Regions from separate parts of the Homo sapiens genome. Here region 2 is linked to region 1. Evidence: read pairs that join two places in POLR2A ChIA-PET (ENCODE). Cell type or tissue: GM12878. All regions are shown on one strand. Each heading gives the region's core, and the rest is flanking DNA. Links, peaks and the distances in the headings are about the cores only.

Region 1 (15,865 bases), core at 4,085-12,084:
CCTCCCCTGGAATGTGGCCTGACATCTTGAATTGGGTTGGCCACTACTAGAAGTCTGTATAAATGATGCTGTGCCAATTCTAGGCCTGGACTTTAAGACGTCTGGCAACTTTCACATTCCCTCTGAAAACCTACTGCCACATAAGAAGTCTGACTATGCAGAGACACCATGCTGTGAGGAAGCCCAAGCTGTGATGTGGAGAGGCCACCAGAAGAGAACTAAGTGTCTGACATGTGAAGAAAGCCTTCTCAGTCCTTCCAGCCTAGCCCAGCCCCCAGTTCAGTGCAGTAGAATTAGTGACCTCAGCCAATGCCACCTGGAACAGAAAACCACCCAGCTCAGACTAGTCTACCCAAAGAATCATGAGAAATGATAGTTATTGACTGATGACACCAAGTTTTGCCAAGTCTGTTATTCAGCAGCAAGTAATAACTGAGATGCCTTGTTCTATTTTAGAATATTTTCTTAGTATCTTTTTTCACAGCATTTTTAGCAGTCACACTTATACAATAAATATAATTGGTTTTTAGCACTTTTCACAATACATTTCAGGACATGTCTCTTCTCATTTTATCAAAAGTGGAAGGAATATTTTTAGTGACCACACACTGTTCAATTGTAGGGATGTATTATCATCTGGGCCAATCAAATTCTGTCTGCTGGGAAGGTAGAAATGGGACAAAGTGATTCTGATCAACCTTTGTGGTTGAGGTGGCCACATTTGGATATTGTGCAAGCAGAACTAGAAAATCAGTCACAGACAGAAAGAAGAAAGAAGTGGGCATAGAGGTTGGGCGTGGTGGCTCACGCCTGTAATCCTACCACTTTGGAAGGCCAAGGTGGGCGGATCACTTGAGCTCAGGAGTTCAAGACCAGCCTGGGCAACATGGCAAAACCCCATCTCTACAAAAAATAAAAAAAAATAGCCTGGCATGGTGGTGTGCACCTGTAATCCCAGCTACTGAGGAGGCTGAGGTGGGAGGATTGCTGGAACCCAAGAGGCGGAGGTTGCAGTCAGCCAAGATTGTGCCACTGTAGTCCAGCCTGGGTGACTGAGTAGGACCCTGTCTCAAAAAATATAAAATAAAAAAAGAAAAGAAAAAGAACTAGGCTTAGAAAGAAGAGAGAAAATGAAAAATAGAGATAATACGGCCCATAGTGTGTCCTTGAGGTCTACTGATTTTCTAGTTCTAGCCCTTGTGTTGTATGAAATACTTGAATAGCCTTTTTCCCAGCTGCCATGTAAGAAGTGATAACTGAGATGTAAGAAGTCTGACTATGCAGAGACACCATGCTGTGAGGAAGCCCAAGCTGTGATGTGGTGAGGCCACTAGATAAGGCCTCCTGTATTCCATGAAATACTTGAATATTTTTTTCCAATAAATTCTTCATTTGCTTTCAAACCACTTTGAGAGACTTTTGTTCCCTGCAACCACTTGAATAAGGCCAATGGTTTCAAAAGAAGAGCAGGAAGGAACGTCATGTTGGAGAGGCAGGAAAACCTTCTTTTTTGCAGCATGAAGTTGCCTCTGTGGACTTCAGTTTCCTGATGGTGACTCAGCTCTACAACTTGAAAATGAGCAGTTAACAGGCTGTTTGTGCCAAGTAATTCTAGTGATAGATGTGCATTTTTTCTATAGCTTCCCACCATTATAGTCCACTTTGGAAGCTGAATTCTGATTCAAAAAGGAATGGAGGGCAAAAACCGTGTGTGCTCCTGAGAGAACAGTGCCAAATTCTCCACTTGCAAAATGGGACATTAATAATTGCCGCCTCATTCCACTGAGTCTATGATGAAAATTATTTCTTCAGTTTTTCAAATTTAATCACAGCTTTTGAAATTAAGGACATCTGAATATTGTGTGTGTATATACAGTATAATTAATGCTGTATTTCTGGGCTAAGAGCCCAGAAACTATTGTATATAAGTATACACAAATGTACCTTTACAGTTTGATAATATTTCATTTCCATGTAGGCAATTTTCTTCTTGAATAAATTACTTGATGGTTGTATTTTTTCATGAACCATCATGAGGAAAATTCCAGATTTCCAGATTTGCTCTCCAGTGTTTTGAATGTACAGCAACCTTGCCAATATGTGGCCTTGAACGTTCTGCACATGGCTAAGGATCTGTTGGATTACCATTCTCTATAGCTGCCCTTTTCCATACAGGAGCCACTAGCCACATGTGGCTACTGAGCAACCGTTAGTGGATTAAATCCAAATTCAAGTGTTCTGTAAGTGTAAAATACACACTTAATTTTGATGACTTAGTACCAAAAAAAAAAAAGAAAAGAAAATATCTAATAATTTCTACATTGACTACATGTTGAAATAATAGTATTTTGGATGTACTGGGTTAAATTAAAGATATTAATTTCACCCATTTCTTTATACTTTAAAAAATGTGGTTACTGAAATTTTTAAAATTACATATATGGCTCACTCTTGTGGCTTGCATTATGTTTCCAATTGACAGTGCTACTCTACGGAGCTGAATTCAACCTTTTGTGAGTCTCTCTGGGCCCCCAACCAATAGGGACGAGTAGCCTTAAAGTGCTAGCTTATTTCTTCTCAGGATTCCCAAAAACCAGGGAAAGCAGATAGAAGAATCAGGATGTGTCTGCCCTGGATGCTTCCATTTTTTTTTTTTTTTGGTCTCCTTCTTGACTCTTTGTGTCCTCTCTACCACCTAGTGCTACCTAAGTGGCCCGCCAAGAAAACCTACCCAACATGCACTTCCTGAAACATCTCCCTGAGCTCCAGAGTATTGTATTCTTTTTCTTTTTCACCTCCCCCAAAACTAACAACCCCTCAGTGTAGGAATCTCACATAGCTGTTATATGAAATATGGGCTTTAAAAAATTTCTCACAAGAGTATGTAAGATAAGCCTTTGTATTAGCCTGTTAAAGGTAAGGTTGAAAGGCTCTCCAATGGGACAACTTCTGGCCAAGTGTTCCAGTAGAAAGATGCATTTCCAGCAGTTGAGAGGGCAGTATTTTGGGGTAATGTGTTTAAACCAAACATTGTTAGCACATACCTATTCTGTAAATATACTAACCTTTTCCCTGCTAAAGGCATAGTTATGGGTCATACAATCAAAACGATGTGATCTCACGTTAATTTTCCCTAAAATAATCTCTACCAGCTTCCATAGAAGCCCCTTCTGCCCCTGTCCTCATATCCTTTTCCCTAATTAAAAGTCTATAATTTAGAAGGTGCCATTATCGACCAAATCGCTTCTGTTGTAAAACTATCGGCTGAGATGTTTCTAGCTGTCTTCCATTATTCATGACTCTCTCTCCTTTGAAGTAACTAACTTTTTTTTTTTTTTTTTGAGACGGAGTCTCACTCTGTTGCCCAGGCTGGAGTGCAGTGTCGCGATCTCTGCTCACTGCAAGCTCCGCCTCCCGGGTTCATGCCATTCTCCTGCCTCCGCCTCCCGAATAGCTGGGACTACAGGCGCCCGCCACCACGCCTGGCTAATTTTTTGTATTTTTAGTAGAGATGGGATTTCACCATGTTAGTCAGGATGGTCTCGATCTCCTGACCTCGTGATCCACCCGCCTCGGCCTCCCATTCACTCAGTCACTCACTTGTTCATTCATTCATTCATTTATTATTTATATACCATGCACTTTCTAAAAGTTCTTGAAGCTGTTTGGTACCCTTCATACACATGCAAACCTGTGCTTCCACTGTTGTGCTGTCAAACTGGGGGCCTCTAGTGAAGAAGGAAAATAATTCCACATGCACGCCAATCCTGTTCAAACGGACACCAGGCTAAGCCCTTTGGGAATTTTACACTCAGACCCAAGTGGAGAACTGGGCTTCTTAAAAAAGTCCCGTAAATCAATCCATAGTATATAAAAATTAGCCATGTCTAAAAGAGGTTTATTAAGCGATTTCCACAGCCACTGCATTAGATTTCAAGGAGTTTATGAGGATAAACAGATCTTTATTGAGAATCACCATTAACATGGTCATTAGCTTTCACATCATTAAATATCTCATTTCAAGGGCAATTATGTTGGATTTCACATTTATCAGAAAATAATTGCAGAAAAATGTGCCATACACACCATTTTTTCAGAGGCATCAGCAACACAAAAGGTGGAACTCAAAAGCAACATTTCCTTTTTGTGTATTATTTGAAACTTATGCCATGGCAATTTTGCAGGACTAATTCACAGATTGGCTTATTTAAGTCAGACGTTATATGAGCATCAAATTATCCAACTTCTCTATGATTCTTTTAACCTGTGCCAAGTTTGTTTTATATGGTGATTGATGGCTTACTATTGGGAGAGTCACTCCATTACAATAAGATTATTTGTAGATGAGTGGTGGACACACCCTCAGGTGACCCCCAATGAGTCCCATCCTTGTATAAGCCTCTCCCCTTGAGTGTCAGAGGAAACTGTCTTGCATCCAGCCAATAGAATATGGCAAAGGTGATGGGATGTCACTCCCTTGATTACACCATGTAAGACTCTGTCTTAGTGGACTGGCGTGAGAGACCCTGCCTTGCTGGTCTTGAAGAAGCTTCCAAGCTGTGGGACAGCCCCTGGCAAGGAACTGTGGGCAGTCTCAAGGACTGAGTGACCTCCGGATGACAGCTAGTAGGAAAACAAGGACCCTAGTCTTGCAGCTTCAAGGAACTGAATTCTACCAACAACCATGTGAGATTGGAAAAGGTCCTCGATCTCCATATGAGACTGCAGCCCAGCTGACAACTTGATTTCAGCCTCTTGAGGCCAGAGCTGAGAATCCAGCCATGCCATACCTAGATTCCTGGCCCATAGAAACTGTGAGATAATAAATGGCTGTGGCCAGGCATAGCTGACACCTGTAATCCCAGCAATTTGGGAGGCCGAGGCAGGAGTATCACTTGAGCTCAGGAGTTTGAGACCAGCCTGGCTAACATGGCAAAACCCTGTCTCTACAAAAAAATACAAAAATTAGCTGGGTACAGTGGTGTGTGTCTGTAGTTCTAGCTACTTGGGAAGCGGAGGCACGAGAATCTCTTGAACCCGGGAGGCGGTTGTTGCAGTAAGCCAAGATCGCGCCATTGCACTCCAGCCTGGGCAATGGCAATGAAACTTTGTTTAAAAAAAAAATAATAATAACAATAAAAAAAAATGGGTGTTATTTTGAGCCACTAAACTTGTGGTAGTTTGCTATATAGCACAGAAAACAGATACAATGGGTTTTTCATTCATGTCTGTGACACAATATTCATAAATTTATCTTTAAACTAGTTATTCTCAAACTCTATGAAAAATCAATTTTTTAATCTCCAATCTATCATGGAAAAATACTTCCATAAAATGAATTATTAGAAAAAACTAAATTTAAAAGGTGTACAAAATACAGGTCCATGGACCAATAGTCATAACATTTTTAAAAATGAGTTCTTGCAAAAATTTAGTAAAGACATACAAAACGCAAGCCTAAGAGTTTTATTAGATTTGATAGACAGTTACTCTGTTAAATTAGTGTAAAAGTCTTTAAACATTTATGCTCAATTTACATGTCTCCCTGAGGCTGGATAATAAACAGCTCACTGAAGAGTGGCCATCTACAGATCATCTATTTAAATGATACCAAATCAACTTATAAAAATAGCTGGTATTTATGGAGGTTTTATTATGCCCGGGACAGTGTCCAGTCATTCACATGAATTACCTTCTAGTAATGATCATCCCAACTCTGAACTTTATGAATTCTCCTATTTTATGTGTGAACAGACTAGGATTAATGGGATGAAGTAACTTACCCAACTTGGTCACACAGCTAGTAAGTACGGGAAGTTGTGACCCAAACCCAGAAATCTTAACTGCATAGCATGACACTGCAGAATCCCTTTATCCATGGTAATATTTGAGATAATACAATGCTCAAATTATGGTAAATATGGGATGAAATTAATTTCACCCTGGTCAAAATTTCCACAAAGTCCTACATAGGGAGATTTCTGTGCTTTTGTTCCCTAAAAATGAGACCCATCGCTTATACCAAACATGAACTAGAGAGAGATGAGGCATGTGGTGAGGTCTAGAAGGAAATGAACCGTGCTGTTGTTGATGTCTCTTCTCAGAGCGTGGTGGTTCTTAGTATAGTAGCAGAATCAGAGATGCGGAAGAGAGGAAAGCAGGTGTACCTTGGTGATATATGCTCCATTTACACTGGGTTGTGGATTTTACTTCCTTCACTGAAGTTTGTCAGAGGCTTGAGGGTAACAGTTTCCATCACAATCACTGGGGGGATTTTTGTAACTACCGATGTGTAGGCTCTGTCCCAAGAGATTCATAGTTTACTGGTCTGGAAGAGGCCTGGGAATCGGAAGTGTTTCCAAAGCTTCTTGGGTGATTCTAATGTGTAGCCAGGGTTGAGAACTGAAGTTTTAAGGAAGATAAGCATGGAACTAGGTACAGCTGAGTCATTTCTGCTGGATGTCCTCTTGCCCAGGGGTGGTGTGAAAGCCACAGGAGAACAGCCTTCTGCCCACTGCAGTCACCCATGGGGAATGCCCTATTGGGATTAGCGTGGCTCAGGTACCTCCATGTTATATGAAGCTCAGGAAAACATCCACCAGCCACTTTAATAGTCTCCAGCCTCTGTCATTTCAGACCCTCATTAGCTTAGGTTTCATCTACTTTGCAAAATATCATTCCATTGATTTTAGTGTTTTAGGTTATCATTTATGGCAAAATTAGAATTTCATTGTTATTCAGCCCCCATTTGTGGTTTTTGCTTATACCACAGGAGATACGTCCTAAGTATTAGAACTTTCCTAAGCATTTTAGTATTTTTACATTTAATTTACATTTTACATTTAACCAGCTTTGACCTGCATCACAAATCATTGAGATTTTGCATTTAAGAATTTTATATTTTTTCTTCCTATATCAGATTGGACGTAATAGTAGAGCTAGGGTTGGTGGAAACTGTAATCTTACAGCATGTTTGGTAGAATCCTAGTCTTGTGAGAAGTTCCTTGAAAAGAGAGTTTTCTAACTCCTTAGTACTCAACGTGTGGGGATGTATGAGCCAGAACATTGGCATCTCCTGGGAGCTTGGTAGAAACACAAAATCTCTGGTCCCACTGAAGACCTATTGAATCTGGATCTGCATTTAACTAGACTCCCAGGTAATTCTTATGTTTGTGTAGAAAGGGTTTAAGAAGCATTGAATGTTGAGAAACAACTGCAAATTGTGTTCCTTTTCCTGCAGTTGCATTATACACATTAGCATATGAAAGGTTCTGTTAAGTACAATGGTAAAGAAAATGGTTTATCCCAGATATTCCCAAAGGTATTTGACCATAGGGCAACAATTTTTTTAGGGTAGCACTTTTAAAAAGCCTTTTATTGGAGCGTGACATATATCAGAATAGTGCATATATTGTTGGGTAACCATTCTCCATGGGTCTCTCACCTTTCTGCACGCCTTGTAACCAGAGGCTCTGACTCCATTTGTTCTGAACTCTCTTCTCAAGGATGTTTGTATAGTGAACAGCCTTGGAAGACAGAGATAGGGTTTCCCTCCAGAACAAAAATCAGTCCAGTATAATAAAGCCATTCCAACACAATAGTGGTTCTCTCCAGGACAAAGGTCAGGCAGGCTTATTGCCTCTTTAGAAATATTTGGATTCCCTTCACTTTGTGTTCTTAAACTATGGCATAAACCCACTGCATGTGCAGTATTCAACTGGGCTCCTCTACATTGCCCCCATGGGACTTAGAGGGCAAGAGAAACTGATACAAATATGAAGCTCATGTTGTATGCTGTTCTCTGAATAAGAAAGTCCTTTTTCTCTGACCCAGGAGTCTCATGTCTTCTGTCAACATCCATGAAACTAGGGCAGGCTAACTTGTCAGATTACAAGTAGGGTCAAATCTGAGAACCTTCACAGTTCTTGATAATTATATAGGATTGATTTGATGGATCTTTGCAAACTGCATGTAACTGTGTAACAGGTTATCAGTTCAAGAAAGATAAAATTGCTAGTGCCCAGAAGGCCTCTTCACGACCCTTTCCAGTCACTACTCTCCCCAACTCATGTGGACTAACAATGACCTCCTATGTATGTAATGAGCTGTTTTCTAAACTGAGATCACTGAAGCTGACATTGATCAGTACCTAGTATGAGTCAGTCAACCCTCCGAATGACTTTATGTGTAGTAAATATTTTAATTCTCACAGCAACCGTCTGAGGTAGGAATTATTATACTCATCTTGCAGGTGATAAATTGAAGCACAGGAGAAACTAAGTGACTCGCCACAGGTCACAAAGCTAGAATTTGAACCCAGGTAATTTGACCTCAGAGCTTTTTTTTTTTTTTTTTTTTTGAGACGGAGTTTTGCTTTTGTCGCCCAGGCTCCAGGTTGGAGTGGAGTGGTGAGATTTTGGCTCCCTGCAACCTCCGCCTCCCAGGTTCAAGCGATTCTCCTGCCTCAGCCTCCCGAGTAGCTGGGACTACAGGCACCTGCCACCATGCCTGGCTAACTTATTTTTGTATTTTTAGTAGAGACAGGGTTTCACCATGTTGGCCAGGCTGGTCTCAAACTCCTGAGCTCAAGTGATCTGCCTGCCTCGGCCTCCCAAAATGCTGCAATTACAGGCATGAGTCACCATGCCCGGCCTTCCTCAGAGCTAACTTTAATTCTGTCACCACACTGGGCCCCATGCTCTGACACTGGCACAGAATATTTGCAACAGGCATAATCTCAGGAAGTCTGAGCATGAGTGGTTTTACAAACACAGGCAGGCCTCAAATAGAAATATGCTGTGTTCCAAGAATTTGTTTATAAACCAATCATTTTTCTTATGTCATAGAAAAGGTACTGGATACATCATCTGACAAATCTAGACTCCCATCCTGACTTGCATTTAGTAGCTGTGTGTCCTTGGACAAGACTTAACCTCTTTGGGCTTCAGTTTCCTCATTTGTAAAATAACAGAGGTGGACCAGAGGAGCATGCAAGCTTCTTCTGACTTTAAAGTTCTGTACTTTTATATCCAATATATATTCTCCACAGAATTAGCACTATCGATTCCAAGACTAGCACCAGAATATTTTTTTTGAGTAAAATGGTGCTGGAAATTTGAAAAAATACTCATACAAATATTTCCGTGGACTGGAACCTGATTTTATCACCTGTGACTTGGGCAAGTCATTTAATAGATGTGAAGCTCTTTTCACCCCGGCAAAACGAAAATAAATAATATTTGTTCTGTGGGGAATCATGAAACTTCAAACAAGTTATCTATCTATCTATGTATCATCTATCTATCTTTATGTTTTATAAGGTGATATGTATTATACACACAGGTATGTTATTTGTTTTTTATAACCTCATTCATCCATTTATCTATCCATCCATCCATCCATCTATTCATTCATTCATAAAGCATTTATTGAATGCCTGCCCACTTCTTGTCAGGTACTATGTGAATAGTGGAGGTATAACATTAGAATACAGTGTGATAGAGGGTCTGAGAAGGGCAAGTACAGGGTGCTCAAAATGGGTACCTAATCTAGTTGGGTGTGTTTTCTGTGGCAGAGAAGGGGAGGAGAAAGCAGGGAAAATTCCCCAAGGAGTTAATATAAAAGTTGAGACTTGCGGGACAATGTTGACCAGGCTGGTGGGAGTGGGGATAGAGCGTGGGAGGGAACACAGGACACAACATGGGCCAAGGCTGAGAGGTATAAGGAAGCGGAATTATTTGTAGTCAGTGTGGTCAATGCATTTGGACTTCTCAGAGCCACATTTCACACAGCAAGTGTAGGGGTAGTGTAGACGGCTCCAATTATGGGATGGTGCAAACAGCTGTAGTTTGCAAACTTTCAACCTATGCTTAGAAAAGGATCCTTTCTTAAGCAGGATCCTTTCTTCTTCCTCCAAATTGGGGGAATTGGGGGAGAGATCCCTGGAGCAAGTCCTGGCTTCTTTTGAATCCCTCTGAGAATTACTTTTTCGTCAGAGGTTACATATATAGTTATCAGCCCAGGATGCCCTAAACTCCACATTGGCCTGTGGCTTCATTCCTCACCTTGCACCTCTCTCCCCACTTTCCTTCTTCCAGCCAAGAGGGCATGGAGGCTGGAGATGGAGGCTGGAGACTGAGGCCGTGTTTGGGGGTATACTTTCCTCTTCAAGGCTGGCTGACTTTAATCCGACTGCTCCTGGGTTAAGATTCTGGGAGGTGCTTCTCTTTCTTCCCTTTCCCTCCCTCTCCTCTCAGCCTCCCACTGCCCCGTCCTGATCCTGCCCTGGGCCCAACCTGTTCTAGGAGTCTCAAAGACATGCCCTGTTTCTCCAGAGCTCATGCAGAGGCTGCTGAGGCCAGAAATCTCTCAGATTCCTTTTGCTCCAGCCTCTGGTTTTTTAACGAGCAATTGCCTGGGAGGAACTCTGAGGGAGGCTTTCTGCTGAAGAAGGGAAGTGCTTTCAGTTTCGGCGTTTTCATCTGGAGTTCAGCAGGGCCTCCCGCAGCCTTTCCAACCAGACCAGGCACATGCAGAGTGGGGAGATGGCGTCACCCAGAACACCTCTAATTTTCCTTATCCAAATGATTTCTGTGACTCAGAAATCGTTGGCTGATGCAAAGCCAGGGAGCTGGGAGCTCCTTTCAAACTGGTGGAAAGACTTTCGATGCATGGGAATTGGCTTTCCTGGGCACCAAGTCTCTGGGGCCCCAGTTTGTTTTCACAGCTGCCTTCTGGTGGAGGGGAGAATGTATTAATATCATGATTACTTGCTCCCTGCCAGCAAGCACTGCCTGGCAGGTTGTAGGCCCCTGAATGTTTTGGTAGAGAAGGGAAAATGCGGTCAAAGAAGCTCAGGGCCTGGGTGCTGTCATTATCCTCTTTCAGGATTTAGGTCAGTATACCACGATGCATTTAATGCATCTGTTTTTTTTTTTTTTTTTTAATTGAGACAGAGTCTTGCTCTGTCACCCAGGCTGGAGTGCAGTGGCGCAATCTCGGCTCACCACAATCTCCGTCTCCTGGGTTCAAACAATTCTCTGCCTCAGCCTCCCAGGTAGCTGGGATTACAGGTGCCCACCACCGGCTAATTTTTTTTTTTTTTTTTAAGTTGAGACGGGGTTTCACCATCTTGGCCAGACTTGTCTTGAACTCCTGACCTTGTGATCCACCCGCCTCAGCCTCCCAAAGTGCTGGGATTATAGGCATCAGCCACCGCACCTGGCCCACATCTATATTTTCAAGCAAAAATGATTTCCCCTTTCAGTTGGAGAATTTTCATTCTTAATAGTTACTGCCTATCTTTCTCAAAAATTCCTGTGTCAATTTTGGAAAACATTAATTTTTTGGATAATGGGGACAGCCTTACATTTAACAGTTGCTTGGCCTTTAATCACCAATGGAAGGGGGAGAAATTATAGAATTTTAAAAAATGGTTGTGTTGGAAGAAGATCTTTTAAGCAGTCAAAGCAGGTGGTAGCATGTGGCAAAGGGGTGGCACTGATGGGAGAAGCATTTATTTATTTACTTATTTTTGCCATTTTACAATGAATTTACTAATTTGGGTTAGTAGGTGACTCATAAAATAGCCCTGTATGTGTTGTATAAAATAGAAGTGAGATAATGTCCCTTTTCTACTTAAAAGCCTGCAATGATGATAGTAGCCCTATTCACAATAGCTAAAAGTGGAAACAACCCAAATGACCTTTAAATGGTGAATGAATAAACAAATTATGGCATATGCATACAACAGAATATTGCTCAGCCATAAAAAGAAATAAGGTACAAATGCATCTCCAAAATATGATGCTAAGTGAAACTAGTCAGTCGCAAAAGTCACATATTATATGATTCCATTTATATGAAGTGTCCAGAAGAGGGAAATCCATAGAGACAGAAAGCAAACTGTGGTTGGCAGGGGCCACGGGGAGGGGATGATGGGGAATGACTGCCAATGGGTATGGGAATATCCCTTTGAGGTGATGAAAATGTTCTAGAACTAAATAGAGGTGTCGGTTGCACAACGCTATGAATACACTAAAAATGCCACTGAATTGTTCACTTTAAAATGGTTAATTTTATGATGTGTGAATTTCACCTCAGTAAAAAATAATAATTAAGTAAGATCTGCAATGGTTCCCTATTTCTCCAAGAGTAGAAGCCAAATCCTTACAGAGGCCTCCTATAGGAGATGGCCCTGTTACCTTCTGGCCTCGTCCTCTCCTCTTCCCACGACTGTCTCACTGAGCACCATGGCCTCCATCAGTTCCTCCTAATGCTAGGCATGCTCCCACTCCCAAACCCCCTTTGCACTGGCTGTCCTGTCTGCCTGGAAGACACTTCTCTCCAGTGCCCACATGACTCTTTTAGTCTTTGCTTACATGTCAGTGTCCAAGGAGGCCTGTCCTCACCACTCTTATTTCCAATCACACCCGTCCCCAAGTATCATTCCCTTTATTCTGCTCTGCTTGACTTATTTCCTTCTAACAAACTATGTCTTTTTACTTATTTATTCTGTTTATTCTCTTTCTCCTTCTCCTTCCTCTAACCATTGGAATGTAGCTCCACCACCAAAAAAAGAATTTTAATATGTTTCTGTATTCTAGGCTTAATTTGTATTGATTTTTTAAAAATGTCTACAAAATCAAATAACAAAGAATTACACATTCAAACAGATTCAATTAAGTGGATTCTGAAAGAAATATCTGTAGAAAATGAAGTCTCAAATCTCATAGTAAAGCATCTTCATAGCTTTTTATTCTCTGCTAATGTTTATATTTCATGGAGGCATAAAATCATTCAGGCTGAAGTTAAAACATCTTTCTTTTATCACAAGTAGCTTGAGTTTTGAACCCGGAGGAGGCACTCTGGGTTGAAAGTTATTCATTATAGAAAATGGTTGAACTATAAAATGTCTTCTACTGGGAGAAGGTCGGCTTATTTGGGTTGCTACAGCTTTATTGAGGGTGGGGCAGGGAAGAATATAAAAATTTCTTTCTGCTGTTGCATTTGTTTATCAAATTTGTGCAAGGCCTTGTTGATCATGGGAAGCATAAAGAACACAGATACTATATTCACGTTTAAAGTAAGACAACGGAATCTATCACAAGGGTAGTGAAAGTCTAAAAAAAAAAGGGGGAACAGAGAGAAAAGAAAGGGCAAGTATTTAGAAATAGATAGCAGCCTGAAATATTTTTGTACACGCACAGGAAGTTGCTTTCAGAAAGCCAGGCCACAAGACTCTTGCACACAAACCTTGCACAAGGAGCTCTAGGATTAGAAAATAGCATCATGAGCTGAAAGTGATTACATTTTGCAGATGGGTGTCTCTATTAATTTGGATCTATACTGTGGCTAGAGATCCTGCTGTCTGACGCAAAAGCAAAGGATGTAAAAGCCAAAAAAAAAAAAAAAAATGCTGTAACCCTTCTCTTAATATTGGCATTAAAGCTGAAAATATGCCTCTGTTTATCCAAAGCATAAGGAAGTTGTATATCATAGTAGCAGAATGTATCAGGTATCTAAGATTGAGTGCAGAATTCCGATAAGAGAGCTCTTGAGCACAGAGTTTCAGCTTTGGGCAAGGAAGAATTTCCCTGTGTCATTTTGTTTAGGGAAATGTTTCCCGAATAATACACATTTCATTTTTCTGGCATGGACTTGGACTCATGTGGATTCCATTTGAGGAAAGAAAAGCTCAAGAAGCAGAGGGGTGGTGGGATTTTTTTGTGACTGCTGCAATTTCAGAGAATGCAAAACTAGTGTGACCCACTAATGGTGACTGTTGTGCTGTAGAATGTTCTGTTCATAGCCACAGGGGAAACCACTGCGATTCTGAGGCAGAACTGGCTAGTTCAGGAGCCAGCAAAGACACTAGAGTTAAAACCCACGTGCCTACCTTTGTCTTGTAACAAATAGCAAAATTTTGCCTGATGTTGGAAGAAATATTCCTTTTCTTAATCTGGTGTAAAGCAAGTACATGTGAATGTTTCCCTTGATTAACTTAAGCTCCCTCAAATGACAGGTGCATTTGTGTTTTTGCGAAGAGTTGGAAGGTGGATTGGTGGTGAGGTGAGACAGGCATCATCATCGTTTAGGATTTTTCACGTGTCCTTGGGGCATAAACCAAGCTAAAGATATCCAAAAAAGCCAATTCCTCTTAGAGCTCTCACAGTGTAGCGTGAAACCTGCCTAGGAGACTCCAGTGGTTCTGAATCGGAAGGCAAATTGGCAGGGGGTACATTTTTGGTTATCAGGATTGGAGGCGGGAAAGGGGCAGTGAAAAGGCTGCTCTTGTCATGGAGTGGGTAGATGCCAGGGCGGCTGCTAACCATGCCACCATGCACAGGACAACTCCCCTAATACAGAATTGTCCAACCAAAAGTGTCACTAGTGCCGAGGCTGAGAAATCCTCATCCTAACACATGCCCTAAACAATAAATCCATTTTAAACATTCCCCAGTTGGTGAAATTAACCAGAACGATAGTCTGATAAAACAAAAAACAAGTAACCCAGTAAGTAATATTTCCTCCTTCCTCTTTCCCATTTCACAGAAAATCGTTGAATAAATGCAAGCAGGATATTTTTAAGAGAACAATTCTGTAAGCAATCTCCTTAAATATGTTTCACTTCAATTTCTGCCATTATCTAGAGGCTATATGCCCAGTACAATTATTGAAATCACTGTAACAGTAAAAATTTATAGCCGTATTAGTGTATTTTGGCTAAGTTGAAATGGCAGATGAGGGTAAAACACAAAAATCCTTTAAAAAAAGATAGCTTATTTGATTGCTGCACCAGTTTAAGAAAAAAGGCTAGAATTTATGTTAAAACTGTCTTTAGGGCCCAGCATGGTGGCTCATGCCTGTAATCCCAGCACTTTGGGAGGCCAAGACGGGTAGATTACTTGAGGTCAGGAGTTCCAGACCAGCCTGGACAACATGGTGAAACCCAGTCTCTACTAAAAATACAAAAAAAATTAGCCAGGCATGGTTGGGGAAAACCTGTAGTCCCAGCTACTTGGGAGGCTGAGGTGGGAGAATCGCTTGAATCCCAGAGGTGGAGGTTGCAGTGGGCCGAGATCATGCCATTGCTCTCCAGCCCAGACAACAGAGTGAGACTGATATGGTTCTGATGAGTGGAGGAACACCAGGGTTCTTGGTCCTCATGCCGGTTTAGATAAAACAACATGGACACACATGGAGTGGTTTTAAGGAGCGGAGAATTTAATAGGCAAGAAAGAAGGGAGAAGAAAGAAGGAAGAAGTTCCTCTGTACAGAGACAGAGGGAGGGGGTCTCCAAATCCAAGAGAGGAGGCCCCATGTGCTGAGGATACCAGCCAGTTTTATGAGGAGGCTGGAGGAGGCAGTGTCTGATTTGCACAGGGCTCAGGGGATTGGTTTGACCAGGCTTGTCATTCATGTAGCCTGCGAAAAAATTGGCCCCCCACCCTAGCTTTTAATATGCAAATGCAGGGCACCATGACGTTCTACACACGTGGGGATATGTGGGGGTGCCCATGTTGCCAGGCACATGTCCGGGGTAAGGGCAAGAGGACAACGGTGGGAATCGCCATGTTGGGTGGACCCAGTTTCTAATGGCCTGCATTTGCATATCAAAGGTTGCCGGCCTGGGTCTAGGAGCCAGAGTTTTTCTGCTAGACAAGAAATGTTTCTGGAGTTGCTTTGAAAAGAAATGAAAACTTTCCAAGGACCCCTTTTCCTCTATCTGCCTAAAATAATTTTTTAATAACTCCTACCACAAGACTTTGTCTCAAAACAAAAACAAAAACAAAAACAAACAAAAAAACCTGGATGCAGTTTAGATCTTTAGATGCAGGACAATAAGTGACTTACATAAAAATTC
Region 2 (15,865 bases), core at 3,838-11,837, 230 kb before region 1:
CTGACCAACACCTGTTTTTTTTTTTTTTTGCTTTCCATTTGCTTGGTAAATATTCCTCCATCCCTTCATTTTGAGCCTATGTGTGTCTTTGTACATGAGATGCATCTCCTGAATACAGCACACTGATGGGTCTTGACTCTTTATCCAATTTGCCAGTCTGTGTCTTTTAATTGGGGCATTTAGCCCATTTACATTTAAGGTGAATACTGTTATGTGTGAATTTGATCCTGTCATTATGATGCTTGCTGGTTATTTTGCCCATTAGTTGATGCAGTTTCTTCATAGTGTCGACGGTCTTTACAATTTGGTACGTTTTGCAGTGGCTGGTACCAGTTTTTCCTTTTGATATTTAGTTCTTCCTTCAGGAGCTCTTGTAAGGCAGGCCTGGTGGTGACAAAATGTCTCTCAGCTTTGTTTTTCTGTAAAGGATTTTATTTCTCCTTCGCTTATGAAGCTTAGTTTGGCTGGATATGAAATTCTGGGTTGAAAATTCCTTTTTTAAGAATGTTGAATATTGGCCTCTCTTCTGGCTTGTAGGGTTTCTGCGGAGAGATCTGCTGTTAGTCTGATGAGCTTCCCTTTGTGGGTAACCCGACCTTTTTCTTTGGCTGCCTTTGACATTTTTTCCTTCATTTCAACCTTGGTGAATCTGATGATTATGTGTCTTGGGGTTGCTCTTCTCGAGGAGTATCTTTGTGGTATTCTCTGTATTTCCTGAATTTCAATGTTGGCCCGTCTTGCTAGGTTGGGGAAGTTCTCCTGGATAATATCCTGAAGAGTGTTTTCCAACTTGGTTCCATTCTCCCCATCACTTCCAGATACACCAATGAAACATAGGTTTGGTCTTTTCACATAGTCCCATATTTCTTGGAGGCTTTATTTGTTCCTTTCATTCTTTTTTCTCTAATCTTGTCTTCACGTTTTATTTCATTAAGTTGATCTTCAATATCTGATATCCTTTCTTCCACTTGATCAATTCGGCTATTAATATTTGTGTATGCTTCACAAAGTTCTCGTGCTGTGTTTCTCAGCTCCATCAGATCATTTATGTTCTTCTCTAAACTGGTTATTCTAGTTAGCAATTCCTCTAACCTTTTTTCAAGGTTCTTAGCTTCCTTGCATTGAGTTAGAACATGCTCCTTTAGCTCTGAGGAGTTTGTTATTACCCACCTTTTGAAGCCTACTTCTGTCAATTGGTCAAACTCATTCTCCATTCAGTTTTGTTTCCTTGCTGGCGAGAAGTTGTGATCCTTTGGAGGAGAAGAGGCATTCTGGTTTTTGGAATTTTCAGCCTTTTTGCACTGGTTTTTCCTCATCTTTGTGGATTTATCTACCTTTGGTCTTTGATGTTGGTGACCTGCAGATGGGGTTTTTGTGTGGGCATCCTTTTTGTTGATGTTGATGTTATTGCTTTCTGTTTGTTAATTTTTCTTCTAACAGTCAGGCCTCTCTGCTTCAGGTCTGCTGGAGTTTGCCGAAGTCCACTCCAGACCCTGTTTGCCTGGGTATCCCCAGCGAAGGCTGTAGAATAGCAAAGATTACTGCCTGTTCCTGCCTCTGGAAGCTTCATCCCAGAGGGGCACTCACTGGATGCCAGCTGGAGCTCTCCTGTATGAGATGTCTGTCAACCCCTGCTGGGAGGTGTCTCCTAGTCAGGAGGCACGAGGGTCAGGGACCCACTTGAGTTGGCAGTCTGTCCCTTAGCAGAGCTCGAGCACTGTGCTGGGAGATCCACTGCTCTCTTCAGAGCTGGCAGGCAGGAACATTAAAATATGCTGAAGCTGTGCCCACAGCCGCCCCTTCCCCCAGGTGCTCTGTCCCAGGGAGATAGGAGTTTTATCTATAAGTCCCTGACTGGGGCTGCTGCCTTTCTTTCAGATGTGCCCTGCCCAGAGAGGAGGAATCCAGAGAGGCATTCTGGCTACAGTGGCTTTGCCAAGCTGCAGTGGGCTATGCCTAGTTCGAACCTCCTGGCAGCTTTGTTTACACTGTGAGGGGAAAACCACCTACTCAAGCCTCAGTAATGGCATACACTTCTTCCCCCACCAAGCTTGAGCATCCCAGGTCAACTTCAGACTGCTGCGCTGGCAGCAAGAATTTCAAGCCAGTGGATCTTAGCTTGCTGGGCTCTGTAGGGGTGGGATCCGCTGAGCTAGACCACTTGGCTCCCTGACTGCAGCCCCCTTTTCAGGGGAGTGAACAGTTCTGTCTCGCTGGTGTTCCAGGCGCCACTGGGGTATGAAAAAAAAAAACTCCTGCAGTTAGCTCAGTGTCTGCCCAAATGGCCAACCAGTTTTGTGCTTGAAACCCAGGGCCCTGGTCACATAGGCACCCAAAGGAATCTCCTGGTCTGTGGGTTGCAAAGACTGTGGGAAAAGTATAGTATCTGGGCTGGAATGCACTGTTCTTCATGGCACAGTCCCTCATGGCTTCCCTTGGCTAGGGGAGGGAGTTCCCCGACCCCTTGCACTTCCCAGGTGAGATGACACCCCACCCTGCTTCTGCTCACCCTCCGTGGGCTGCACCTACTATCTAACCAGTCCCAAAGAGATGAGCTGGGTACCTCTGTTGGAAATGCAGAAATCCCCCACCTTCTGCATTGATCTTGCTGGGAGCTGCAGACCGGAGCTGTTCCTATTTGGCCATCTTCCCAGCCACCTGGTAATTTAACTCTTATGGGCCAAAATGGCAAAAGTCATCTGTGGTCAAATCACAGAGCCCATTACGTCTGTCAAAGGTCATGGAATTGATAAGATTTTGGAGTTAGATGGAACATTCATGACTGAATGATTCCCATCTTATTTTACAGATGAGGAAACTAAGGCTCAAAGAGACTAAGTAACTGGCTTAGTAAGGTTACACAGTTCCCTAGAGGAAAAGCTGGGGGTAGAAAATGGGGCTTTTCGGCCAGGCGTGGTGGCTCCCGACTATAATCCCAGCACTTTGGGAGGTTGAGGTGGGTGGATCACTTGAGGTCAGGAGTTTGAGACCAGCCTGGCCAACATGGTAAAACCCCGTCTCTACTAAAAATACAAAAATTAGCCGGGCATGGTGGCACACACATGTAATTCCAGCTACTCCAGAGGCTGAGGCAGGAGAATCATTTGAACCAGGGAGGCAGAGATTGCAGTGTGCTGAGATTGAGCCAGTGCACTCTAGCCTGGGTGACAGAGAGAGACTCTGTCTCAAAATAAACAAACAAATGAACAACAACAACAACAACAAAAAGAAAATGGGGGCTTTTCTGTTCTTTAAGCAGAGATGTTTGCATTAACCCAGGCAACTTCAATGATTCTAATCACTAGTGCATAACAGTGAAGGAGCTTATTAAACCTCAGGGCAGTGAGGAAAAGCAAAAAATACGGTACGGTAACTTCCATCAGAACCTGAAATACTTGCATCCACTGATTTGGTTGTCCTTTGCCTTCCTCCAAAAACAAGGTCTTCATTTCACTCACTGTGTTTGCGTGGTCCTTTTTCAGGTCGTTATGCTAACATGAGAACCAAAATAACAACACTGGGTAATGGAGATTTTTTAAATAATGGTGATCTGTAAGGCAGTGGTTCTCAAAGTGAGGCCCTGGACTAGCAGCATCTGCATCACCAAAAACCTCAGGAGAAAGTTGAAAACCACCCTGATAGTTAAGTCCATGCTAGTTGCTAATGTAATGGTCCCTGTCTGTTGCGTAAGGAAGGATCATTTCCTTCTCTGATAAAAATGGCTCTGGCTCTGGTAAGTTATACTCAAATTTAATTATATTTCATGGTAAATCTTGTCAGCTGAAAAGTTATGCCAACTTGGTGGACAATGGCAGAGAATACAAGTTTCTGACTTACCTCAAGGTTTGAATGTACCTAGAGCAGAAGTTTCTGATATTTGTACTCACTTAACCAACAACTATAATTGCCGGGCACTGTTGTGGTTGCTTGGGATATTTCAGTTGTTACTAATGCTTTGGTTTTATGGAAAGACAAAGACAATGCTGGTCTTCTAGCAGCACAAAGTATAAGGTAATGTTCCTATATTATTCATAGTCCATTGGCAAAAATGCAGTTATTATCAAAAAACATTAAAATTAAAAGTATTTAAGTCATTTGTAATAAGGGATTCAACAAACACTCAATATCTAAGTAATTTCCAATGATTTCAGTAATATGAGTATTGGCTTTAAAAAGTAATGTTTTAGAGCCAAGTGCAGTGGCTCACGCCTGTAATTCCAGCACTTTGGGAGTCAGAGGCAGGAGGATCGCTTGAGTCTTAGAGTTCAAGACCTGCCTAGGCAACATGGCGAGACCCTGTCTCTACAAAAAATTTAAAAATTAGCTGGGCATGGTGGTGCATGCCTGTGGTCCCAGCTACTCAGGAGGCTGAGATGAGAGGATTGCTTGAGCCTGGAATATCAAGGCTGCAGTGAGCCATGATCACACCACTGCAATCCAGCCTGGGTGACAGAGTGAGACTTTGTCTCAAAAAAAACAAAACAAAAAAACAAATAGAGAATAAAAGGTTTAGAAACAGATACAACTGGCTCTAGGAAAACAACTCAACTGTTGAGAGCAATAAGTCATATGTACTGACAGCCTATCAAATTGAGATGTTAATAAGAAATCGGCCAACTTTTTTTTTTTTTTTTTTTTTTTAACAGAAGGTAAGGAGAATGCAGGTTAACCAGTGGAATTTCAGGTCAGTTCAGTCAAGAGAGTTTTGACTATGCCTGTTGGTCTCAAACTTGGTTATCAATTGGAATCACATGAGCAGCCTTGAAAATTCCAAATACCCAGACTACACCCAAGAGTAGTTAAATCAGAAGCTTTGGTGTCAACATAGTAATCAGGAACTTTGTAATGATCCCATTCCGGTGTGCAGCCGAAATTGAGAAGCTCCAGTTTAAGGTCATGGGCCATGAAGCTTTCAAGTTCTGCCACCTCCTCTCAACATTAATGTGTATCAGCTTTGGGAAACTACATGTAGAAGGTATGAAGAATGGCAGAAAGTATATAAAGGGACAAATCACCACCATTAATTCCACAAATCAGTACAGGTCAGTAGCTACAGTTTGGAGAATTTAAAACATTTTCCTCTTTAGTAAGAATTCCTACAAAGAAATGCCCATTTAAAATCCTGATCTATTTCAATTGCTTGCCAGAAATGTTGTACCAATTTGCACTCTCACCCAAAGTCCCTAAATCCTGACAAACACTGTGAATTGATCATCTTTTTCCTGTTTTCCAATCTGATAATTTAACAGTACTGGGGTATTGTTTTATTTGCATTTCTGTAAGAACTTTATTTTATTGACTACAAATATTTTACTTTCCAGGATCTATAAAGCAATATAGCAATATAAATAATATTATATAAGCATACTCAAACCTTGTTAACCTATCACCGATTATTGCAATACTATTTTTAGATTTTTTCTTCAATTGCAAAAATACTTTATTACTGATTAAAAATAGTATATATGCACTGATAAAATTTTGATAAATGCAAAGACAAGTAATGAAAATCATCAGCAATAACAATGGCTAAAAGTGGAGTATACATACAAACAAATACTTGTTTTGAAACTTTTTTTGGTTTACTCTTAGCATAGTATCTTTTTCCATGTCATGTAGTATTCTAATGTGTGACTTTTGGAGGCTGCATAGTATTCTAAAGTAATATGTTTTGAATCCAATATTCTTCAAAAAAATATGGAACAACAGATCTTGGCTTAAATATGAATTTTTTTACATTTCTGTTGTATATACTACAAGTGGTGGATTGCTACTTTGGTGGTTCCCGATGAACCATAACTCCTGGTATTCACACTTCTGTGGTGTATCCTTCCATATTAACCTCGGGCTCGGCCAATAAATAGGACATTAGCAAGAATGATGTAAGCAAATGCTTGATAAGTGCTGGCACACTGGAGCTTATGTCTCTTGAAATGCTCACTCTCAGGATCAAACCACCATGAAAAGAAACCCAAGCTAGCCACATGGGGAAGAAAAGAGGAAAAGATCACTCCCTCTCAACCTTCCCCACTGGGGAACTAGACATGTGAACAAAGCCATCTGATTACAACCTCACAGGAGACCCCAACTGAAACCAACCAAAGAACAGCCCAGCAGAGCCCCAGCCAACCAAAGAATCATGAACAAATAAAGTGGTTACTGTTTTAAGCAGATATGTTTTGGGTTGGTTTGTTACACAGCAAGAGATAAGCAAAATGTGACAGCATCTAATATGAATACCTGCTTTAGATATGAAAAAGAAACCCTTAGATATGAAAAAGAAACCCTTAGGATCATAAACTCAAGAAGAATTTTTTGTTTTTATCTAGTCAGATTGCTGAGGTCCTGGCTGTTTAGATGACTTACAGAAAGAACTTGGGTAGTAGAGTCAAGATATGAATAGTAACCCAGTTTTATTACTAGAGATTTGACTTCGTTGAGCATCAGCTTTCTTGTGGGCGAGTTAGGTTTTAACAATAGCTGCCTTGCAGGTGTTTTATTTTTAAGCATTATGAATGATGGTGCCTCCAGTTCCATAACAAGATGAAGGCATATGCAGATGTGAGTTAACATTTTCATTGGCTGGCCATGTATGTTGAATCCCAAACAAGTGGTCTTCACTACACCTCACCACTCACAAATCTACTTATGAGTCTCAGATGGTGAGCTAGATGGTCAGTAATACCCACCTCAGGAAAACTGCTTCTGAGTTTACAAGACAGCAGGCGGAACAGCTCAAAGACCAATGCATGCATAAATAGTCTTTCCTTTTTTTCACCAGGTCAACTACTCGATTATTTGCACTGGGGGCCTTTTTTCAAAGCATCTGACCTTTTGGACTCGTCTGGTGAAATCTAGTATGTACTTAGGACCAGCCTTCAACACAAAGGAAGGTTTTTGTTACATTCGTTTGCATATCCTGTCAAGGATATCTTCAGAACACTTTCATTTCACAGTAAAATGAAACTTACGGAAGAACTAAGCAGTGAAGTGCTTCATACTTTCATTTAAAAGGGGAATGAGAAACAAAAGACAAGGTTAATTATGACACCGGGGCTTTACAATGCTAAAAATATCCTATATACAAAGGGATATGTAGGCTGTGTTCTTTTTCCATGTCATTACAAAGAACAGGCTCAAGGTATCTGCAAATTTCTAATAAAAATATTATTACTTGAAAAATGTCCATGGTTGTATCTAACTGAAGGGATTAAAACTTTTAGACTTGTTATACAAATACCATGATACTTGTCATCAAAGTCCTCCTTTTCATCAAGCAGACCCTGACTTACAGCATCTGAGAGTGGAAAAAACTAGCATGAACCGTAAGGCAGTGGGATTCATACCTACCTCTCACTCACACGTTCATCCAAACCAAGCAAGTTGCATAAAGCAACCTGAGACTTTATACTTCCACATGCTGGCAACACAGCATTAACTAGACTCGGGCAACTTGTTTAAGGGGTTTATTTAGGTTCCTATCAGTAAAGAGGTGTTTTTCCAGCTTTGGGAGAATATGTATGATGCCAAGTTTTTTTTTTTTTAAGTTTAAATACTTTTATAAGTTTAATGTTGGCATTGGATGTTTACATATTAACTGGTACAATTTACATCGGTTTTATACTTACCTATTTTTGCAAAGATGTCATGTACACAAAGATACATATTCAATAACTGAGAAACAAGTGAAACTTCTGATCTATACTTTCAGGTTTGTTTCATAAAGATATTTCTGATAAGGATTATCAGCATACAAGTTTCACCTCTTCCAGAAGGACACTGTCATTTTATCTAAGAGTTTACTCTGGGTTTTATTGCAGAACACAAATTCCCTCAATTGCTTTTTTCTTGCAGGTGTCTTTTTCCAGAATTTTTTCTTATAACCAGCCTTTCTCCTCACCCAAAGGCCAGAATGAAGTCGAAAAAACCTATAGATAACAGCTTTCACAGTTGTTCTCTTGCCTTTTTGTGTACTGACGTATATTACAGTTCTGACTGGCAGCTTCAGGACACTTGGAAGCAAGGGGGCCACTCTGTTGGGGATCACTGCAGTATGCCCACATGTCAGGTTTCTGACAGATGTGATCAGCCTGGGAGTGGAGGAAACAAATGGTGTCTGAATATGACTAAAACGTCCAGTAGACAATGCAGAAATAAGAGAGGCATTCCTGGCACAGTTTCGGTGGGCTGGAGATGCAAAAATATTCAGGAGCCATAGATTCCTGAAGCTGCTCTCATCGCACCAGCAAAGGCAGAGGCAGCCATCTTGCCAGCCTGCTATGATGCCAAGTTTCTTTCTTTTTTTTTTTTTTTTTTTTGAGATGAAGTCTCGCTCTTGTCCCCCAGGCTGGAGTGCAATGGTGTGATCTCGGCTCATGGCAACATCCACCTCCCGGGTTCAAGCAATTCTCCTGCCTCAGCCTCCCGAGTAGCTGTGATTACAGGTGCCTGCCAACACACCCAGCTAATTTTCGTATTTTTAGTAGAGACGGGGTTTCACCATGTTGTACAGGCTGGTCTCGAACTCCTGACCTTAGGTGATCCGCCCGCCTTGGCCTCCCAAAGTGCTGGGATTACAGGCGTGAGCCACCACGCCCAGCCAATGCCAAGTTTCTATTGAACCACTTTGATGTCTATGTCTGAGTCAAATGGCAGAGCCGGGACTCAAATCTAGGTCTTCTGTCCACGACCATATCTTTGTTCAATCACCACTCTGGATGCTGATCAAGTCTGACCTTCCTTTTCATTTCAGAGCATTCACCCCAGGAATCCTTCAATGTTTAAATCTCTAGATTAAAATATGGTACTGCTGGGCATGGTGGCTCACTCCTATAATCTAAAAAAATTGGGAGGCTAAGGTGGGAGGATTGCTTGAGACCAGGAGATCAAGGCCAGTGTGGAAAACATAGTGAGACCCTGTTTCTAAAAATAAATAAGTAAAATAGAATAAAATATGGCACTAAACTAGGGTGGCCAGATAAAATACAGGACACCCAATTAAATTTGAATTTCAGATAATAAATAATTTTTTAGTAGAAGCATGTCCCGATTTGCTAAATTTGGCAACCCTACACTAAACCTTACCTACCCACCAAGGGCTGTTCCCAGTCCTCCTCATTTCCACCTAAAAAGAAAGGAGAAATACAACAAGACCTAGAAAACAAAGTGTGAGTTGCCCCAGCCAGTGAGAGGCCAGTTCTCAAAAGATAAAGAGAAGAACTGTATCCTCTCCATCCAGTGATCTCTCTTGAGCTAATTTACAGATGGGGGACTAGACCAATAACGTAGGATCTTCTGTGCCATCACTCAGACTGGGGTAGTTCACTGGAGCCACAGCTAACTCTTCAGAAGAAGATCTTTCGGAGGCCCAAGGCTATTTATCGCACTAGTGCTTGCAATACCAAAGATCAGAAACCACCCAAACGTCCGTTAGAGAAATGGTTAAGTAAATTGTGAAACTTCTAGAAAATGGGATGTTTTCCAGCTATGAGAAAAAAAAAATGCAGATGCTCCTGAGATAAAGGTATAGAAGGAACTGCAAATGAAAAAAACAAGAGAGTAAGAGAGTATATGCTAACGAAGTATGACAAAGGCAGGGCCAGAAGAATATGTTTTTATTTGCTAGTATGCCTAAAGAAACTCTGGAAAGATAAGCAAGGAACTAATAAGAATGGTTTCTTGTGGGGATGGGTGTGGGATTGGGTGGATGGTCTACAAGAAGAGCAGAAAAGTTTTTACTATGTATCTACCTATGTATTTATGTATGTATGTATATATGTATGTATATGCATGGATGTATGTATAGATACATTTATCTGTACAGAAAAGAGTTAACATGGTAGCCAGTTGCCATGGCTCAAGCCTATAATTCCAGCACTTTGAGAGGCCAAGGGTGGATCGCCTGAGGTCAGGAGTTCGAGACCAGCCTGGACAACATGATGAAACCCCATCTCTACTAAAAATACAAAAAATTAACCAGGCATGGTGGGGGGCGCCTGTAATCCCAGCTACTCGGGAGGCTGAGGTAGGAGAATCACTTGAACCCAGGAGGCGGAGGTTGCAATGAGCCGAGATTGCGCCATTGCACTCCAGCCTGGGCAACAACAGTGAAACTCGATCTCAAAAACAAAAAACCAAGAAACATGGCAGGCCTGAGACTGCTCTCCTTAGAAAGGCCTGCTTGTAAGGTTGGCCTTTGGCTCATGTCTGGGAACTTGGATTTCAGGGTGGTTCCCACCATTCCCAGAACTAAGAAGAGTGGCTCACTGCTCTTACACTGTTTGTACAAATAATATGGTTTTTGCTGCACACCTGCTTTCCTATTGGGAGGCTGGAATTTTGGTATGTGCTGGGCAGAGTGTGCCTACATGACCAGCCCCGAGTAAACACCCTGGGCACTGAATCTCTAACGAGCCTCCCTGGTAGACAGCAGTTGGCATGTGTTTTCTCAATTTGTTGCAGAAGGAATCAAGTACATCCATGTGACTAAAGTCGGAGGGGATGCTTGGAAGGTTGGGCCTGGTTTCTTCTGGGCATCACCTCATGCACCATTGTCCTTTGCTGCTTTTGGTTCGTATCTTTTCACTGCAATAAATCATAGCTGTGACCATACTTTATTGAGTTCTGCGACTCCTAGTGGATCACGAAGCCTGGGGTGGCGGAGTCTTGGGGACCTCCGACACAGTACACAGTCTCTGTCTCTCTCTCTCTCTCTCTGTCCCACACACCCCATATCTTTCTATTCAGCTCTATGTAAGAATTCTGTACCACACAAATATGTATTAAAATGAAATAAAAAATAAAAAAGGCCTTTGCTTTATATTTGCCTAACCAAAAGCTCCATTCAATCTGCTTTTCTTTCCTTCTTTGTTTCCTTCCTTCTTTTCTTCTTTCTTTTCTCCTGTCCTTCATTCTTTCCTTTCCTTCCTTTCTGCCGGCCTGCCTTGTCTCCCTCCCTCCCCACCCTTTCTTTCCTTCTCTCTTTCTTTCCTTCACTCTCTCCCTTTCTTCCTTTGTTTCTCTGTCTCTAGTTTTCCATTTACTACGTAGAAGTTCTTACCATATGACTATGTATTTTCCAGCAAAATTGAAGAAAAAGTTAAAAAGCTATTGCCCTATATTTGCCAACTAAAAGCCCCATTCAAAATGTCTCAAGGGGAGAGAGAGAAGAAAAGCAAAAGAAACAAAGAATACAACTAACTTCACTGCCTCACTCTCTATTAAGGAGACAGAAAATTCTCATAGCTTTTAAACAACAGTGTCAGGTTTGGTGTGTTTTTCTGTTGTTCAGCTTTAACACAGCACTGTTTCAAAACCTTAAGGCTTTGTCCTAGAAGAAAATGTTCCTGTTTGAACATATAAAACAATCCAGCATATAACTAGAAATACAGGTCTGCCAATCATGGTAACACTTTTGTGACAAAACTTAAAGTTATCTTTGGCGGTGATATACATTTTTAAGAAGTTATTACATATGCAAAGATTGTAGAGAAATTACAGAGACACAATCAAACTCACTATGTAAACACTGAGTAGTTCTTGAATCAGAAAGAAAATAAAGCTATAAAAGATATTTTGGGGACAAATTGAAAAAATGTGAATACAGAATCTATATGAGATATTACAAATTATTAGTTTTTAAATGTTACTTTAAGTTCTGGGATACATGTGCAGAATGTGCAGGTTTGTTACATGGGTATACATGTGCCATCGTGGTTTACCGCACCTATCAACCCGACATCTAGGTTTTAAGCCCCACATGTATTAGGTATTTGTCCTAATGTTGTCTCTCCCCTTGCTCCCCACCCCCTGATAGGCCCGAGTGTGTGATGTTCCCCTCCCTGTGTCCATGTGTTCTTATTGTTCAACTCGCACTTATGAGTGAGAACATGCGGTGTTTGGTTTTCTGTTCCTGTGTTAGTTTGCTGAGAATGATGGTTTCCGGCTTCATCCATGTCCCTACAAAGGACATGAACTCATTCTTTTTTAAGGCTGCATAGTATTCCATGGTGTATATGTGCCACATTTTCTTTATCCAGTCTATTATTGATGGGCTTTTGGATTGGTTCCAAGTCTTTGCATTTGTGAATAGTGCTGCAATAAACATACGTGTGCATGTGTCTTTATAGTAGAATGATTTATAATCCTTTGGGTATATACCAGTAATGGGATGGCTGGGTCAAATGGTATTTCTGGTTCTAGATCCTTGAGGAATTGCCACGCTGTCTTCCTCAATGGTTGAACTAGCTTACACGCCCGCCAATAGTGTAAAAGTATTCCTATTTCTCCACATCCTTTCCAGCATCTATTGTTTCCTGACTTTTTAATGATTGCCATTCTAAATGGCGTGAGATGGTATCTCATTGTGGTTTTGATTTGCAATTCTCTAATGACCAGTGATGATGAGCTTTTTTTTCATGTTTCTTTGTTGCATAAATGTCTTCTTTTGAGAAGTGTCTGTTCATATCTTTCACTCACTTTCTGATGGGGTTGTTTGTTTTTTTCTTATAAGTTTCTTTGAGTTCTTTGTAGATTCTGGATATTAGCCGTTTGTCAGATGAGTAGATTGCAAAAATTTTCTCCCATTCTGTAGGTTGCCTGTTCACTCTGATGATAGTTTCTTTTGTTGTGCAGAAGCTCTTTAGTTTAATTAGATCCCATTTGTCAATTTTGGCTTTTGTTGCCATTGCTTTTGGTGTTTTAGTCATGAAGTCTTTGCCCACGCCTATGTCCAGAATGGTATTGCCTAAGTTTTCTTCTAGGGTTTTTATGGTTTTAGGTTTTATATTTAAGTCTTTAATCCATCTTTAGTTAATTTTTGAATAAGGTGTAAGGAAAGGGTCCAGTTTCCATTTTCTGCATACAGCTAGCCAGTTTTCCCAGCACCATTTATTAAATAGGGAATCCTTTCCCCATTGCTTGTTTTTGTCAGGTTTGTCAAAGATCAGATGGTTGTAGATGTGTCGTGTTATCTCTGAGGGCTCTGTTCTGTTCCATTGGTCTATATCTCTGTTTTGGTACCAGTATCATGCTGTTTTGGTTACTGCAGCCTTGTAGTATCGTTTGAAGTCAGGTAGTGTGTAATGCCTCCAGCTTTGCTCTTTTTGCTTAGGATTGTCTTGGCTATATGGGCTCATTTTTTATTCCATATGAAATTTAAAGTAGCTTTTTCTAATTCTGAGAAGAAAGTCAATGGTATCTTGATGGGGATGGCATTGAATCTATAAATTACTTTTGGCAGTATGTCCATTTTCACGACATTGGTTGTTCCTATCCATGAGCATGGAATGTTCTTCCATTTGTTTGTGTCCTCTCTTATTTCCTTGAGCAGTTGTTTGTAGTTCTCCTTGAAGAGGTCCTTCACGTCCCTTGTAAGTTGGATTCCTAGGTATTTTGTTCTCTTTGTAGCAATTGTGAACGGGAGTTCACTAGATTTGGCTCTCTGTTTGTCTGTTATTGGTGTATAGGAATGCTTGTGATTTTTGCACATTGATTTTGTATTCTGAGAATTTGCTGAAGTTGGTTATCAGCTTAAGGAGTTTTTGGGCTGAGATGATGGGGTTTTCTAAGTATACAATCATGTCATCTGCAAACAGAGACAATTTGACTTCCTCTCTTCCTATTTGAATATGCTTTATTTCTTTCTCTTGCCTGATTACCCTGGCCGGAACTTCCAATACTATGTTGAACCTTGTCTTGTGCCGGTTTCCAAAGGGAATGCTTCCAGCTTTTTCCCATTCCGTATGATATTGGCTATGGGTCTGCCATAAATAGCTCTTATTATTTTGAGATATGTTCCATCAATACCTAGTTTATTGAGAGTTTTTAGCATGAAGGGATGTTGAATTTTATTGAAGGCCTTTTCTGCATCTATTGAGATAATCATGTGGTTTTTGTCATTGGTTTTGTTTATGTGATGGATTACGTTTATTGATTTGCATTTGTTGAACAAGCCTTGCATCCCAAGGATGAAGCTGACTTGATTATGGTGGATAAGCTTTTTGATGTGCTGCTGGATTCAGTTTGCCAGTATTTTACTGAGGATTTTTGCATTGATGTTCATCAGGGATATTGGCCTGAAATTTTCTTTTTTTGTTGTGTCACTGCCAGGTTTTGGTATCAGGACAATGGTGGCCTCATAAAATGAGTTAGGGAGGAGTCTCTCTTTTTCTATTGTTTGGAATAGTTTCAGAAGGAATGGTACCAGCTCCTCTTTGTACCTCTGGTAGAATTCGGCTGTGAATACATCTGGTCCTGTGCTTTTTTTGGTTGGTAGGCTATTAATTACTGCCTCAACTTCAGAACTTGTTATTGATCTATTCAGGGATTTGACTTCTTCCTGGTTTAGTCTTGGGAGAGTTTGTGTGTCCATTAATTTTTCCATTTCTTCTAGATTTTCCAGTTTATTTCTGTAGAGGTATTGATTGTAGTCTCTGATGGTAGTTTGTATTTCTGTGGGATCAGTGGTGATATCCCTTTTATCATTTTTTATTGTGTCTATTTGATTCTTCTCTCTTTTCTTCTTTATTAGTCTAGCTAGTGGTCTATCTATTTTGTTAATCTTTTCAAAAATCCAGCTCCTGGATTCATTGATTTTTTGAAGGGATTTTTGTGTCTCTATCTCCTTCAGTTCTGCTCTGATCTTATTTCTTGTCTTCTGCTAGCTTTTGAATTTGTTTGCTCTTGCTTCTCTAGCTAATTGTGATGTTAGGGTGTCGATATCAGATCTTTTTAACTTTCTGATATGGGAATTTAGTGCTATAAATTTCCCTCTTAATACTGCTTTAGCTGTGTCCCAGGGATTCTGGTACATTGTATCTTTGTTCTCCTTGGTTTCAAAGAACTTATTTATTTCTGCTTTAATTTCATTATTTACCCAGTAGTCATTCAGGAGCAGGTTGTTCAGTTTCCATGTAGTTGTGCGGTGTTCAGTGAGTTTCTTAATCCTGAGTTCTAATTTGATTGCACTGTGGTCTGAGAGACTGTTTGTTGTGATTTCCATTATTTTGCATTTGCTGAGGAGTGTTTTACGTCCAATTATGTGGTCATTTTTAGAATAACTGCGATGTGCTCCTGAGAAGAATGTATATTCTGTTGATTTGGGGTGGAGAGTTCTGTAGATGTCTATTAGGTTCGCTTGGTCGAGAGCTGAATTCAAGTCCTGGATATTCTTGTTAATTTTCTGTCTCGTTGATCTGTCTAATATTGACAGTGGGGTGTTAAAGTCTCTCACTATTATTGTGTGGGAGTCTAAGTCTCTTTGTAGGTCTCTAAGAACTTGTTTTATGAATCTGTGTGCTCCTGTATTGGGTGCATATATATTTAGGACAGTTAGCTCTTCTTGTTTTATTGATCCCTTTACCATTATGTAATACCCTTCTTCGTCTATTTTCATCTTTGTTGGTTTAAAGTCTGTTTTATCAGAGACTAGGATTGCAACCCCCCCCCCTTTTTTTTCTTTCCATTTGCTTGGTAAATATTCCTCCATCACTTTCTTTTGAGCCTATGTGTGTTTTTGCACGTGAGATGGGTCTCCTGAATACAGCATACCAATAATGGGTCTTGACTCTATCCAATTTGCCTGTCCATGTCTTTTAATTGGGGCATTTAGCCTATTTACATTTAAGGTTAATATTATGTGTGAATCTGATCCTGTCATTATGATGATAGCTGGTTATTTTGCACATTAATTGATTCAGTTTCTTCATAGTGTCATTGGTCTTCATATTTTGGTGTGTTTTTGCAGTGGCTGGTACTGGTTTTTCTTTACCTATTTAGTGCTTCCTTTGGGAGCTCCTGTAAGGCAGGTCTGGTGGTGACAAAACACCTCAGCATTTGCTTTTCTGGAAAGGATTTTATTTCTTTT

Evidence for each region. Peaks named below come from ENCODE experiments on the same cell type or tissue, not always from the same donor. Only the 100,000 strongest peaks of a DNase experiment are listed, where the experiment ranks them.
Region 2: POLR2A ChIA-PET joins it to region 1 with 9 read pairs; 2 of 35 experiments call an interaction of 5 or more read pairs at or near these places.

The regions. Positions count from the first base shown.
Region 1 is chrX:13,068,664-13,084,528 of GRCh38, forward strand. The region is part of intron 2 of LOC105373133 (a long non-coding RNA gene); the gene reads left to right. Among named protein-coding and RNA genes, the nearest start is that of FAM9C, 32 kb to the left of the region's middle. RefSeq lists a silencer at 5,986-6,045 and an enhancer at 13,112-13,281. In GM12878, for the core only: no CTCF peak of the experiment used is centred there; DNase peaks (open chromatin) are centred at 6,158 and 8,065; H3K27ac peaks cover 6,648 bases.
Region 2 is chrX:12,837,166-12,853,030 of GRCh38, forward strand. It overlaps the pseudogene MRPL35P4. Among named protein-coding and RNA genes, the nearest start is that of TLR7, 22 kb to the right of the region's middle. RefSeq lists an enhancer at 6,831-7,150. In GM12878, for the core only: no CTCF peak of the experiment used is centred there; DNase peaks (open chromatin) are centred at 6,101, 6,846 and 7,296; H3K4me3 peaks cover 1,844 bases; H3K27ac peaks cover 3,422 bases.